3 separate regions of the Homo sapiens genome follow, and regions 1 and 2 are each linked to region 3. The links are chromatin contacts, found by Hi-C or POLR2A ChIA-PET in ENCODE. All regions are on one chromosome and are shown on one strand. The core of a region is the stretch at or near the end of the contact, and the rest is flanking DNA. Distances in the headings are between cores, read along the strand shown.

Region 1 (3,953 bases), core at 1,431-3,930, 1.6 Mb after region 3:
TCGCCTGACTGCATTTGCCGCCATTCAGGGAAGGGGCGGCGGGCCGCGTGGAGGTGGCGAGGGTCCTTCAACAATAATCTCCACCACCACCATGACGACCCCTTGTAGCGCTTATCAAATGCCAGGTGCTACTCTGTCGCTTTATGGGAAGACCGAAACGCAACTTTTGAGCTCTAGCTGTTTGTGGAGTGTGATGGCGGGAAGTTAGAGAGTAGCAGGACTAGCCTGAAATACCTTCGGGGCCGCGGTGCCCTCCCAGATCCCAGAGAGGCTTAGACCGTTGCCACGGGTCCCCCTCCCTCCTCCAGGAAGCCTTCCCAAACGCTCCAGTGGAGGGGCTCCCCCCATTCCCCAACTCCAGGGCCCAGAACTTGCTTCACATATGTTGTTTCTTTAACCTCAACAGGTGGGTGCCTCATGGCTCTGTTTTTTGTTTGTTTTTGAGACAGAGTCTCACTCTGTCGCCCAGGCTGGAGTGCAGTGACTCGATCTCGGCTCACTGCAATCTCCGCCTCCTGGGTTCAAGTGATTCTCCTGCCTCAGCCTCCTGAGTAGCTGGGACTACAGGCGCGTGTCACCAGGCCCAGCTAATTTTTTGTATTTTTAGTAGAGACGGGGTTCCACCGTGTTAGCCAGGATGGTCTGGATTTCCTGACTTCATGATCCACCCGCCTCGACCTCCCAAAGTGCTGGGATTATAGGCATGAGCCACCGCACCCGGCCGGCTCTGTTTTACAGATGGAGAAACTGAGGCCCAAGTTGACCAAATGAGGACCACTTGGGCAGCAGGGGCAGGGACCCAGGCTTGACTGACTCTTTTTTGGGTCCCTGCCACCATCACCCCGTGCCCCCTTCCCCATCCCCTTACCTCACAGTCTGGACACGGGGAAAGGGGCACGGGGTGATGGTGGCAGGGACCCAACCCCTGGTGTTGGGCAGGGATCAGGCTCTTTGTTGGGGCTGGGGAGAAGTTTTCTGGGCCCAGAGGGGTGCTACTCGTTCCAGGAGTTGACCAGTCTGGAGACTCCTAGACCTTGGTTGGCCAAGACAACAGAGACCCTGTCCTGTTTTGTTCTCCCAGCTTCTTGGTTCACCTCTGGCCTTTTGTCCTGCTTCATCCATCATAGCTCTGAGCTGAGGTTTCCTGAGCACCTCCAAACTGCATGCCAGGCCTTGGCAGAGCAACCCATCCACTACAGGGAAGAAGGCTTAGACAGACCCAGGTTAGTGAGGACAAGAGGGTTAGTGAAGGGAGGGCTAGATCTGCAGTCTGTGGCCCATGGGCCTCTGAAGGGAGTTGGAAGGGGAAGAGTGGATGTCCACCTGTAGCCAGCTTGGGAAGGGAAGACTCAGGGAGGGAACAGCCTAAGAGGCTAGTTGTCCCCTGGCAGTGGAGGTGGAGAGGGGGCGGCATGGTCTCCTATTCCCAAGTGAGAGGGGGTGTGGCTTTGGGGACCCCCACATACTGAAAGAATATCTTGACTTCAGCCTAAGTGGTCTCGCGGTTATCAGGACACTCTAGTTCATGCAGGAAAGAAGACTCTGGCAGCTTCTGCTGGGTAGCCATGAATCTTGTGGCGACTTGCAGTCGAGGCCACCCCAAGTCTTTCTAAGCTGGGGATTGGGGGCAGTACTTGAGGCCCACTGGACCCAGGTTGGGGTTTGCTCTTCCCCGGGAAAGGTAACTTGACCCTGAGGACTTTGCTGCTCCAGGAGGGGATGGGAATGAGAGGGGATCATCTTTGAGTCCAGAGGGAAACAGCCATACAGTCAGGTCCCCCTCACTGTGCAGGCTTTGTCTGAGCTGAGAGTGGTCACAGAGGGGCTTAGGGGCGCTTGTCAGGTGAGTCCGGGGAGCCACTGACAGCTGCAGAGGTGTAAGTCATACCTTGTATTAGGGTGGGATCGAAGTGGAGGATCAGGGAAGGCTTTTTTTTTTTTTTTTTTTTTTTTGAGACGGAGTCTTGCTCTGCTGCCAGGCTGGAGTGCAGTGGCACGATCTCGGCTCACTGCAACCTCCGCCTCTCTGGTTCAAGCGATTCTCCTGCCTCAGCCTCCCGAGTAGCTGGGATTACAGGCACGCGCCACCACGCCCAGTTAATTTTTGTATTTTTAGTAGAGATGGAGTTTCACCATGTTGGCCAGGATGGTCTCCATCTCCTGACCTCGTGGTCCGCCCTCCTCGGCCTCCCAAAGTGCTGGGATTACAGGCGTGAGCCACCGCGCCCGGCCCAGGGAAGGTTTCTTGAAGGCATTCGAGCCTTGTCAGGTCAAGTGGACAAGGATGAGTCAGGGCATTCCAAGAGGCCAGCATGGAGTGATTAGTGTGGTTAGTACTTGGGCAAAACCGGAGCGATCGACGCACTCTTTTCTCCTTCTCTCAGGTCTGAATTCCACTTGCTGCTCTTTCACTGATCAGCGTTGGATAAATCGAGCCTTAGCTTTTTTTTTTTTCTTTTTTTTTTTTGCTGGCTCCCCACCCACTAGGCAAGTTGTCCGGAAGAATAAGGGCGGGGCGGGGCGGGGCGGGGCAAGGCGGGGAGGGCTCGCCCATAATAACCCCGCATTGATTGGCTTTCAGGACCTCCCAGTCTCTCATTCTCGTCCTTGGATTGGCCGCGAGACATTTATCCACTCTCCTTAGGCCTGCGCGATGCAAGACGGGAGAAAAGGAGGGGCGTACGCGGGCAAGATGGAGGCAACTACGGCTGGTGTGGGCCGGCTAGAGGAAGAGGCGTTGCGGCGAAAGGAACGGCTGAAGGCCCTACGGGAGAAAACCGGGCGCAAGGTGAGAAGTGTGGAGTGAGGGTCGCAGTTGAGGCGTCCAGCGTTCGGGGTCCGGGTCGCGCTTGAGGAGAGCAAAGGGCTAATAAGGAAAGACAGCTGCCGAGGGCGCGCATGCGCGGGCGCTAACGCATGCGCGAGAAGACGGCGCCCTCCCACGATGTCTGGGGCTGCTTGGCGTGGGACTCCTCTGGCGCTGGTGCGGTCGTCGCGCATGCGCGGGGGTGGGCAAGGCAGTGGTCAGCGACCCGCAGTCCATCTGACTCCTGCTTCCCGGGTGTTGCTCGTGTAGGTATCTAGGGCTGCCTGTAGGTTCAGATGCTTGTTGGGTTAGGCGTGATTTGTTCCGTTCCTCTATGGCCTAGCTGGTCTTTAACCCCCGCCTTCGATTCTGAGTCAGACAGACTCCCCAGTCCGGCAGCACTCCTTGGACAGGGCAGCAAGTGACAGCAGTGGGTATACAGCCGGAGTCGTTTCGTGCAAAAATCAAAAAGAGGCCGGGCACGGTGGCTCACGCCTGTAATCCCAGTGCTTTGGGAGGCCGAGGCAGGCGGATCACTTGAGGTTAGTAGTTCGAGACCAGGCTGGGTAACATGGTGAAACCCCGCCTCTACTAAAAATACAAAAATTAGCCGGGCGTGGTGGTGCGCGCCTGTAATCCCAGCTTCTCGGGAGGCTATGGCAGGAGAACCGCTTGAGCCTGGGAGGCAGAGGTTGTAGTGAGCCGAGATCTCGCCACTGTACTCCAGCCTGGGCAACAGAGCGAGACTCCGTCTCAAAAAAAAAAAAAAAAAAAAAATCGAAAATAAAAGATTTAGCCGGGCGCGGTGGCTCACGCGCCCAGTACTTTGGGAGGCCGAGGTGGGCGGATCACGAGGTTAGGAGATCGAGACCATCCTGGCTAACACGGTGAAACTCTGTCTCTACTAAAAATACAAAAAAATTAGCCGGGCGTGGTGGCGGGTGCCTGTGGTCCCAGCTACTTGGGAAGCTGAGGCAGGAGAATGGCGTCAACCCAGGAGGCGGAGCTTGCAGTGAGCCGAGATCCTGCCACTGCACTCCAGCCTGGGCGACAGAGCGAGACTCCGTCTCAAAAAAAAAAAAAAAAAAAAAAGAAAAGATTTATTTCTAACTAAGGGTGGGCCTTAGAAATTGGGAACGAGGGCCGG
Region 2 (3,833 bases), core at 1,245-3,744, 1.2 Mb after region 3:
AGAGATGCTTCTCAGGTAACACACACTTGAACAGGGGGGTTAAAACACAGCATACATAACTGTCACCAGGGAAAGGATGAAAAGAGTTAAGGAATTAAGAGAAGAGAAAGATTAATCCAGGTAGAAAGATTAAGAAAGGCTCTGCAGAAAGGAGAGCTTAAGTAGACCTTGAAAGTTGGATGGGAGACAAGAAAATGGAATTCACGGAGATTGAAGAAGGGCACCTCACCACCCCACAGGGCAAAATGAGACCTCTTCTAGGCAGGAGGAATTCCATGACCAACGGCACAGAAGAGGAAACAGAGTATGGTAAGGAAACAGCAAGTGACTGAGAACAGAATCTAGGGTACCTCTATCAGATGCACACAGTAGATGAAGCACACAGTGGGGACTCAATAAATGCTGAAAGAAGTGGGATAAGTCTGGAAGAACTCTAATGGAAAACTAAAGATACTGGCTCTATTCCAAGACTCCGTCTCCAAAAAAAAGATACCGGATCTATTCTGTAAAACAGAAAACAGGAGTTTTGGCCAGGCGCGGTGGCTCATGCCTATAATCCCAGCACTTTGGGAGGCCAAGGTGGGTGGATCACGGGTCGGGAGATCGAGACTATCCTGGCTAACACGATGAAACCCCCTCTCCACTAAAAATACAAAAAATTAGGCAGGGGTGGTGGCGGGTGCCTGTAGTCCCAGCTACTTGGGAGGCTGAGGCAGGAGAATGGCGTGAACCCGGGAGGCGGAGCTTGCAGTGAGCTGAGATTGCGCCACTGCACTCCAGCCTGGGTGACAGAGTGAGACTCCGTCTCAAAAAAAAAAAAAAAAAAAAAAAAAAGAAAAGAAAAAGAAAACAGGAGTTCTGTTGTGTCTTAGAAAAATTCATCCAATTGTATTTGTATGAAACAGCAGATGAAGGCCTGTAATCCCAGCACTTTGGGAGGCCGAGGCAAGCGGATCACCTGATGTCAGGAGTTCGAGACCAGTCTGACCAACATGGCAAAACCCCATCTCTAATAAAAATACAAAATTAGCCGGGCATGGTGGCGCATGCCTGTAATTCCAGCTACTTGGAAGGCTGAGGCAGGAGAATCGCTTAAACCCGGGAGGCTGACGTTGCGGTGAGCCGAGATCGTGCCATTGCACTCCAGCCTGGGCAACAAGAGCGAAACTCCGTCTCAAAAAAAAAAAAAAAGGTAGGAAAAAGAAACAGCAGATGAAGAAGAGAGCAACGTCTGGATAACCGTTAACAAAATTCTAGAATTTTGGATCAATTACCCTCATTTCCTGGCCCCAAGAGGCTAGATGATGGACTCAAACACTGTCTGAACTAAGGCAATGGTGTATGGCGATTAGAGGGGAGACAGCTTCTTGGGAAACTACTTCCAAACCCATTTTCTTTTTCCTATTTGTCTTCCCAAGCGTCTCGCTAAGTGGTGCACCATCTAGATTGGGGCTTACTCTGGCATCTGCTGTGCTAAGCCCACAAGGCCCCCCACCTGCGACGGCCTCCTGGTTGTTCCTTTTCATTTCTGCTCTAGCCCTCAGTGCTACCAATACAGCGGATGTCTCGGAGGGCACCTGTGTTCAATCACCACACCTGAACCTCTCCACAGAAGTTCCTTGCCTTAGTCAACGCCAAACCTGCCCGTCTGTTCTTCCAACACAGTAAGATTTCTCTGAGCTCTACAACACTGTTTATGCCCTCCAGTCGGTTACGAAAAGCAGTAACCCTCCTAAAAATGTCGTGGGATTGTATTGTTTGGTCCAAAGAGACTCCCGAATGGGAGACCATACAGAATCGCAGCAATTGTAAAACAAACCCTCACCGCAGGGGTCGGGCATCTCCCTGGGCCACCGGGGCTCACGTCTTAAACACACGCCCCTGAGCCATCCCCAGTGTCTGTCCCAGGCGGGCGTGGACTTGACAGCGCACCGAGGGCCGGGCGCAGCAAAAGAATCCGCACGGTCAGGGCCGCCCACCGCTCCCGCGCGGGGCGGTCCTGGCATGGAGGAGGGGCGGGGCAGAACTGGGTCCGAGCGTCAGAAGGAGGAAGTGTGCTGCCTCAGTGGGAACAGCGGATGACTCGGGGCAGAAGTCGGGAACCGGGTTCAGATGAAGATGCAGGTGCTAGCACGGGGCTATCGGGGAGGAGAAGAATGGCCTGCGGGCGCCGGGGTGTGGGACAGGCTGAGGAAAACCGGCGAAGGCCCCTCCTGGCCTCACCGGACCCTGCGACCGGGCCTGAGGAGGTGATGGGCGCGCAGGGGGGCGTCACGCGCTTGCAGACGACGGAGATACGCGGCGGATAGGGGGGAAGATGGAAGGCAAGCTCACCTTCTTCACAGCTGGCTGGAAGTGAAAGTCACCGGCCTCCTTCAGGTCCAGCCAGATCATGGGCATGCGGGGCACGGCCTCCATGGCGGCTGGCACCCGCCGGCCACCCGGCCACTCCCGTAGCTGCTGCAGCTGCTGGCTCAGCCACGAGCCCAGCCCCGCCCCTTCGTGCCGGAAGTCACTGGTCACGGGAGGGAATGAAAAATGCCAGCGGCCTGCCGGGAGTTGCAGTGAACCCAGCCACCCGCTCGCGTAGTCTTTTGCGCAGGCGCTGTCCCTGTTGCGCATGCTCAGTCTTCTTCGCGCGGAGGGAGTAGGGCGGGGAGGAGCTCGCCAGCCCGAGGCGAAACGGCTTCTGGGATAGTAGTCTTCATCCACTAAACTGAGAGGCGCGGAGCGAGCTTATTCCCCGCTCCCGGGCCAAGCCCAGCTGCGGGTCCCGCCCGCCGCGCTCCTCCCTCCTAGGAAGAGCATGAGACCTCACCTATGAACTTGCCCTCCCACGTATTGTCAAGAGCCGTGGAGGACTGGTGCTGTGGTAGAGATGACGTGGCGGGCGGGCCGCTGGAAAGAGATGACGCGAAAACGGGCCTTAGAGAGGGTGCGGAGGGAGCACCTGGCCTGAAGGAGTCGGGGCTGAGAGCTGGGGGTTTCAGTCCCAGTGCTGCGAAGGCTTTCGAGCTTTGGAACAGAATCACTGACCGGAGACTGGCCTACTCAGCCCAGCCTGGGAGGCCGGGCAGTGCCCAAGGGAGACGGACGATAGGGAGGGAGCGCCTGGATGGAGGGTCTCAAGCGGAGTGAGGAGGCCCCGGGCCCTGTGGGGAAGTGGGTGGGGGAAGGTATACGGCCAGGTGAGCACCCAGGGACGCCCACAGTATCTGGAAGGAGACCACGGAATGGAGAGCACCTGTTGCCTCTGGAGAGGGGACCTATAGAGCAGGAATTGTTAAATCATATGGCTGTATCACCTACTTTTAGAAATAAATAATAGGCTACTCGGGAGGCTGAGGCTGGAGGTTCAATCGCTTGACCTGGGAGGCGGAGATTGCGGTGAGCCTAGATCTTGCCACTGCTCTCCAGCCTGAGCGACAGAGCGAGACTCCGTCTCAAAATAATAATAGTAACAATAGAAATAACAGAGAATGGCCTGGAGATAGTGAGTGCAAAAGTGCGAGCTGGGAGATCAGTGAGCCTTTTGTAGTCTTCCAGGAGACAGGTGATTGTGGCTTGGAGCAGAGGGAAGTAAAAAGTGAGCAAAGAAATATTTTGCCCACTTTGAGAAATATTTGAGGAATATTTTGGAGACAAAAGTATCAGAACTTGGAATGGATGGATGTAAGGGCATGAGGACGTCGAATATGATTTCCAAGCTTCTGGCTTGTGCAGGTGGGTGGCTGTGGGGCTGTTTACTGATAAGGGAAAACAAGGGAAGAGCAAAGGTTCAGGTCCGTGTTAAGCTCGAGGTCAAGGCCTTTGACTCGTTCTGGATGAAATGT
Region 3 (4,125 bases), core at 544-3,043:
AAGTGGGCAAGACATCTGTGTCAGTCATCTTAAGGGTCCTTGCCAAGCTTTAAAGAGCTGGGTGGACTTGGACTGATCCAAGGCAGGGCTGTGGCAGGGAGGGCATGGGAGGGGGTGCTACACCTATAGCCCACGAGGCCAGTCTTGTTGCCAGTCCCATGCCCTCAACACCTGGCTCCTGGCTGGGTACACACTGGGCAGAGAGAACCTGAGGATGCAGGGCACCTGCCAGGGGTGTTGTGGATGACATCGCTAGAGGGCAGTGTGGCTCAGGTTGAAGCCGTGTTGGTGGGGGCTGGGGCAGAGAGTGTACAAAGCTTGGAGAGGCGGGGCTGGGGATCCCGAGGAGGCGGGAAACTGCAGGAGTCCGGTGGGGGCCAAACAAGAAAGTGAGCCAGGGGTTTAGGAACTTCTGGATCTCTCCCTTGTTCCTTGTCCCCAGTGCATTTTCAAAGACAAGAGGGAGATACAAATATAGTAAAAGGCAACCATAACGTATTTTAAAATGAATTTCTTAGAGATTGACATACTTAATTTATACTGTAATACTGTAAGATAGACAATGTGCACATCCCATTTTCCTGAAGAGAAAATGTTATTAACATATTATTTTCAAAAAATATGTAAAACTTTAGTTAAAAAAACCAAAATACTAAAAATCAAAAAAAAATTGTAAAAAATGAAATTCTGGAAAGACGATTAAGATACTCCCAGGGCTTAGTGAGTACCCAAAGTACTTGGTTACTAAGTGCCACGCACGGCCGGGCGCGGTGGCTCACGCCTGTAATCCCAGCACTTTGGAAGGCTGAGGAGGGCGTATCACCTGAGGTCAGGAGTTCGAGACCAGCCCGGCCAACGTGGTGAAATCCCGCCTCTACTAAAAATACAAAAATTAGCAGGGCGTGGTGGTGGGCGCCTGTAATCCCAGCTACTTGGGAACCCGAGGCAGGAGCATCCCTTGAACCCGGGAGGCGGAGGTTGCAGTGAGCCAAGATAGCGCCATTGCACTCCAGCCTGGGCAACAGGAGCGAAACTCCGTCTCAAAAAAAAAAAGTCCCACGCATTTGCTCCCAGCAGCCAAAGCAAAGAAAGAGGAACAATATTGAAATGTGTTTTGAGTCTCTATCCATGAGGTAAAAGAGCTTTTCCAGCGTGGTTGAGCATGCTCCTATGGACGGCGGAAGAGTCCCGGGGCTCGGAGCAGTCAAGGGGGACCCCGAGGAGGGGCAGGAGGGCGCAGCGGAGTTGACGGCTGGGACTGCAGGCCTACTGGCCCCTGTCGGCTCTGACCAACCTGGCCGTGCGGGTCACGTAGGCCTCGTCCCACTGCATGAAAACCCCTCCCTCCTGGGGGCCCTGGGCTCCCTAGCAAGGAGGTAGCAGAATTCACGCGTGCCGCTGCTCAGGGATGCAGCGCCAGGGCGGAGCCCGTAGGTGGGGCCTATGCAAATCAGCGCGGGCAGGTTGGGAGAGCTGAGTTTGCGCATCCGGGGCGGGCCTGCACAATCCGGGCCTTGAACTGGGGCGGGACCAGTACAATCCGGAGTTGAGCATGCGCATTCTCGATCCTGGCCTGAAGAACTGGGCCCACTTGTTCCAAAACGGGCGGGTAGGTGAGTTGGGCATGCGTGGTCGGAGGCCGGGCCCCTTTCAGCTGGGGCGGAGCCTACTCACTCTGGGGCGGGACCTGCGGGAAGATAGACATGGGCTGTCGCGGCTTGAGGAGGGGCGGGGCCCAAGGGGCGGGACCTCGGGTGGCCCGAGGTGGCCCGGCTGCTGGGTTGGAAGCGGCGCAGTCCGACTCATCCCGGCCCCGGGATGGCGTCCCCACGGGAATTGACACAGAACCCCCTGAAGAAGATCTGGATGCCATACAGCAATGGGCGGCCCGCTCTGCACGCTTGCCAGCGCGGTGGTGAGGCGGGGTCCTCTGGGAGGAGGTGGGAGGTGCACCGGGATGGGTGGGTAGGGCGGCCTGGGCGGGGGTCTCGCATGGAGAAGGGGCGGGAGACAGATGGGGAACCGGGGACAGGTGAGGTTGCCGTGACTGGGGAGGCTGCTGGGGACAGGTGAGGCGGTCGTGACAGTGGTGGGCCAGAGACAGGTGTGGCAGAGCAGGGGGCGGGGACAGGTGTGTGGGGGCATATCGGCTTGGCGGTGGCTAGGTCTGGCCACCATCACCTCGGGGAGGGCTCTGGCCCCCTCGCTTCCCTCTCCAATCCCCATCGCCCCCAGTCTGGGGAGGACCCTGTGGGCACCCCAGGCCCTTCCCTCTCTCCTGGCCAAGGAGTGTGGGCCGGGTTGTTGGACTGGAACTGAGCTGTGTGGCCCTAGGTGAATTACTTGGCCTCTCTGAGCCCAGAACTTTCAAAGGTGGGCTAGTTTTCCAACAGGAGGAAGGGTGCCTCTTGGCCTTAAAGCTGAGCTTGGGCAGGAACTTCAGCAGAGATGTGCTCAGGATAGAGACAGAAAAGTATGCCGTGTGGGCCTGTGTCTGTGTCCCGGGACATGTAAGTATCCACCTGGGGTCATGGGTGTACAGTAAAACTGGAGAGTGAAACAGCTAGGAGAATGCTGAAATTCATGGAATTGTTAAGGGGCTCACCTCTCCTAGGGTCCCAGGTGTTTAAACCGCTTCCTTGAGTTTCTGCCTGTCCTTAAATGAGCTGGCAGTTTTTTTTTTTTTTAAGAGATGAGTCTCGCTCAGTGGCCCAAGCTGGAGCAAGTGCAGTGGCGCGATCATAGTTCACTGCAGCCACGACCTTCTGGGCTCAAGCAATCCTCCCACCTCAACCTCCCGATTAGCTGGGATTATAGGTGCGCCACCACACCCAGCTTTTTTTTTTCTTTTTTCTTTTTTTTTGTAGAGACAGGGTCTTGCTATGTTGTCTGGGCTGGTCTCCAACTCATGGCTTCAAGTGGATCCTCTGGCCTCGGCCTTCCGAAGTGTTGAGATTACAGGCGTGGGTCCTGGCCTGCAACTTTTTTATTACCAGGAAAAGAAAGATTTGTTTTAGGAGTAACTGAAACATTGTAATGAATTTGCAGCTTGTCCAGCACCTCAGAGAACATCTAGTTTAACAGACAGTGAAATGGAGATCAGGAGATTGAGTGACATGCCTGGGTCTCCCTGTGATCCTGCCTCTGCTTATGTATGATAAGCAAGGGGAGAGTTCTTTGTGCTCATCCTGCTGCAGCAGCCTGGAGCCATGGCTTTGATCATGATATGAGTCCTGGGGGAAGGGTGTGTGTATTTCTGGCCACACTGTGAGTCCTGGCAGGGGAAGGCCATGTTTCTGACCAGACCAAGTCGTGGTAACTCATGGCTTTGATTGTGATGTAGGTCCTGGTGGGGCTGTGCTGTCTATAATGCACACTCAGTCCTGAGGGCTATGGCCACCCCTCCTTTGAGACTCTTCTGGAGGCGGGGAGGCTGAGCCAGTCTGTGTTATTAGGGCTGTGTGGTCCTGACTTAGGGGGGTGGCTGCTATTACTACATAGGGGAAAGGAGTGAGGACCTGGACTTTTTTTTTTTTTTTTTTTTTGAGACGGAGTTTCACTCTTGTTGCCCAGGTTGTAGTGCAGTGGTCCTATCTCAGCTCACTGCAACCTCTACCTCCTGGGTTCAAGCAATTCTCCTGCCTCAGCCTTCCAAGTTGCTGGGATTACAGGTATGCGCCACCATGGCCGGCTAATTTTGTATTTTTAGTAGGATGGAGTTTCACCATGTTGGCCAGGCTCGTCTTGAATTCGTTATCTCTAATGATCTGCCCCCCTTGGCCTCCCAAAGTGTTGGGATTACAGGCATGAGCTGCCATGCCTAGCCAAGTCTGTGAGCCTTTAAGGAGTAGGTCCTCAATAAGCGGAGGCAGGGTATTCTGTCATCACTACCATTCTTTCTTTGCTTCTCACTACGTCTGAGTCAGGGATTGATGCATCAGCTCCAAGCCAACCCCCGTTACAGGTGAGAGGAAGCTGAGGCCCAATGGGAAGGTCTCATAGCTCCTGAGGCAGGGCTTGTGTTTCTCCAGGCTCTAAGTGTGGAACTGAAATGTGGCTCTGGCCTGAGCTGAGGGGCTCGTGCCATCACGGTGTCTCAGGGTGTTGGGGTAGGCTGGGTTCTAG

The links. A loop is a pair of places that touch in the nucleus more often than their neighbours do. ChIA-PET counts read pairs that join two places held with the same protein, here RNA polymerase II (POLR2A). Pooled maps may share reads with other maps.
Region 1: a loop to region 3 is called in a map of CD8-positive, alpha-beta T cell, with 19 times the contacts of the local background. The contact joins the promoter of CCDC12 here to the promoter of PFKFB4 in region 3. A Hi-C loop is called at or near these places in 2 of 168 maps with a recorded cell type or tissue (CD8-positive, alpha-beta T cell and naive thymus-derived CD4-positive, alpha-beta T cell) and 10 of 50 pooled maps. POLR2A ChIA-PET finds 5 or more read pairs at or near these places in 1 of 52 experiments (OCI-LY7).
Region 2: a map of PC-3 shows a loop between it and region 3 (10-fold over the local background). The contact joins the promoter of PTPN23 here to the promoter of PFKFB4 in region 3. A Hi-C loop is called at or near these places in 1 of 168 maps with a recorded cell type or tissue (PC-3), 2 of 37 single-sample maps with no recorded cell type and 7 of 50 pooled maps.

What each region holds. Positions count from the first base shown.
Region 1 is chr3:46,975,472-46,979,424 of GRCh38, reverse strand. CCDC12 (coiled-coil domain containing 12) reads left to right here and starts at 2,680. Exons shown (of 7, transcript NM_001277074.2): 1 at 2,680-2,788. The coding sequence starts at 2,693. RefSeq lists silencers at 1-32, 2,428-2,567 and enhancers at 1,388-2,088, 2,658-2,967, 2,792-3,493, 3,494-3,953.
Region 2 is chr3:47,379,682-47,383,514 of GRCh38, reverse strand. It overlaps PTPN23 (protein tyrosine phosphatase non-receptor type 23), which reads right to left and starts at 2,494. Exons shown (of 25, transcript NM_015466.4): 1 at 2,335-2,494. The coding sequence starts at 2,418. PTPN23-DT (PTPN23 divergent transcript) reads left to right here and starts at 2,023. Exons shown (of 1, transcript NR_185912.1): 1 at 2,023-3,833. RefSeq lists enhancers at 1,755-2,430, 2,472-2,691, 2,862-2,921, 2,431-3,108.
Region 3 is chr3:48,554,471-48,558,595 of GRCh38, reverse strand. It overlaps PFKFB4 (6-phosphofructo-2-kinase/fructose-2,6-biphosphatase 4), which reads left to right and starts at 1,793. Exons shown (of 14, transcript NM_004567.4): 1 at 1,793-1,915. The coding sequence starts at 1,819. RefSeq lists enhancers at 1,081-1,170, 1,301-1,390.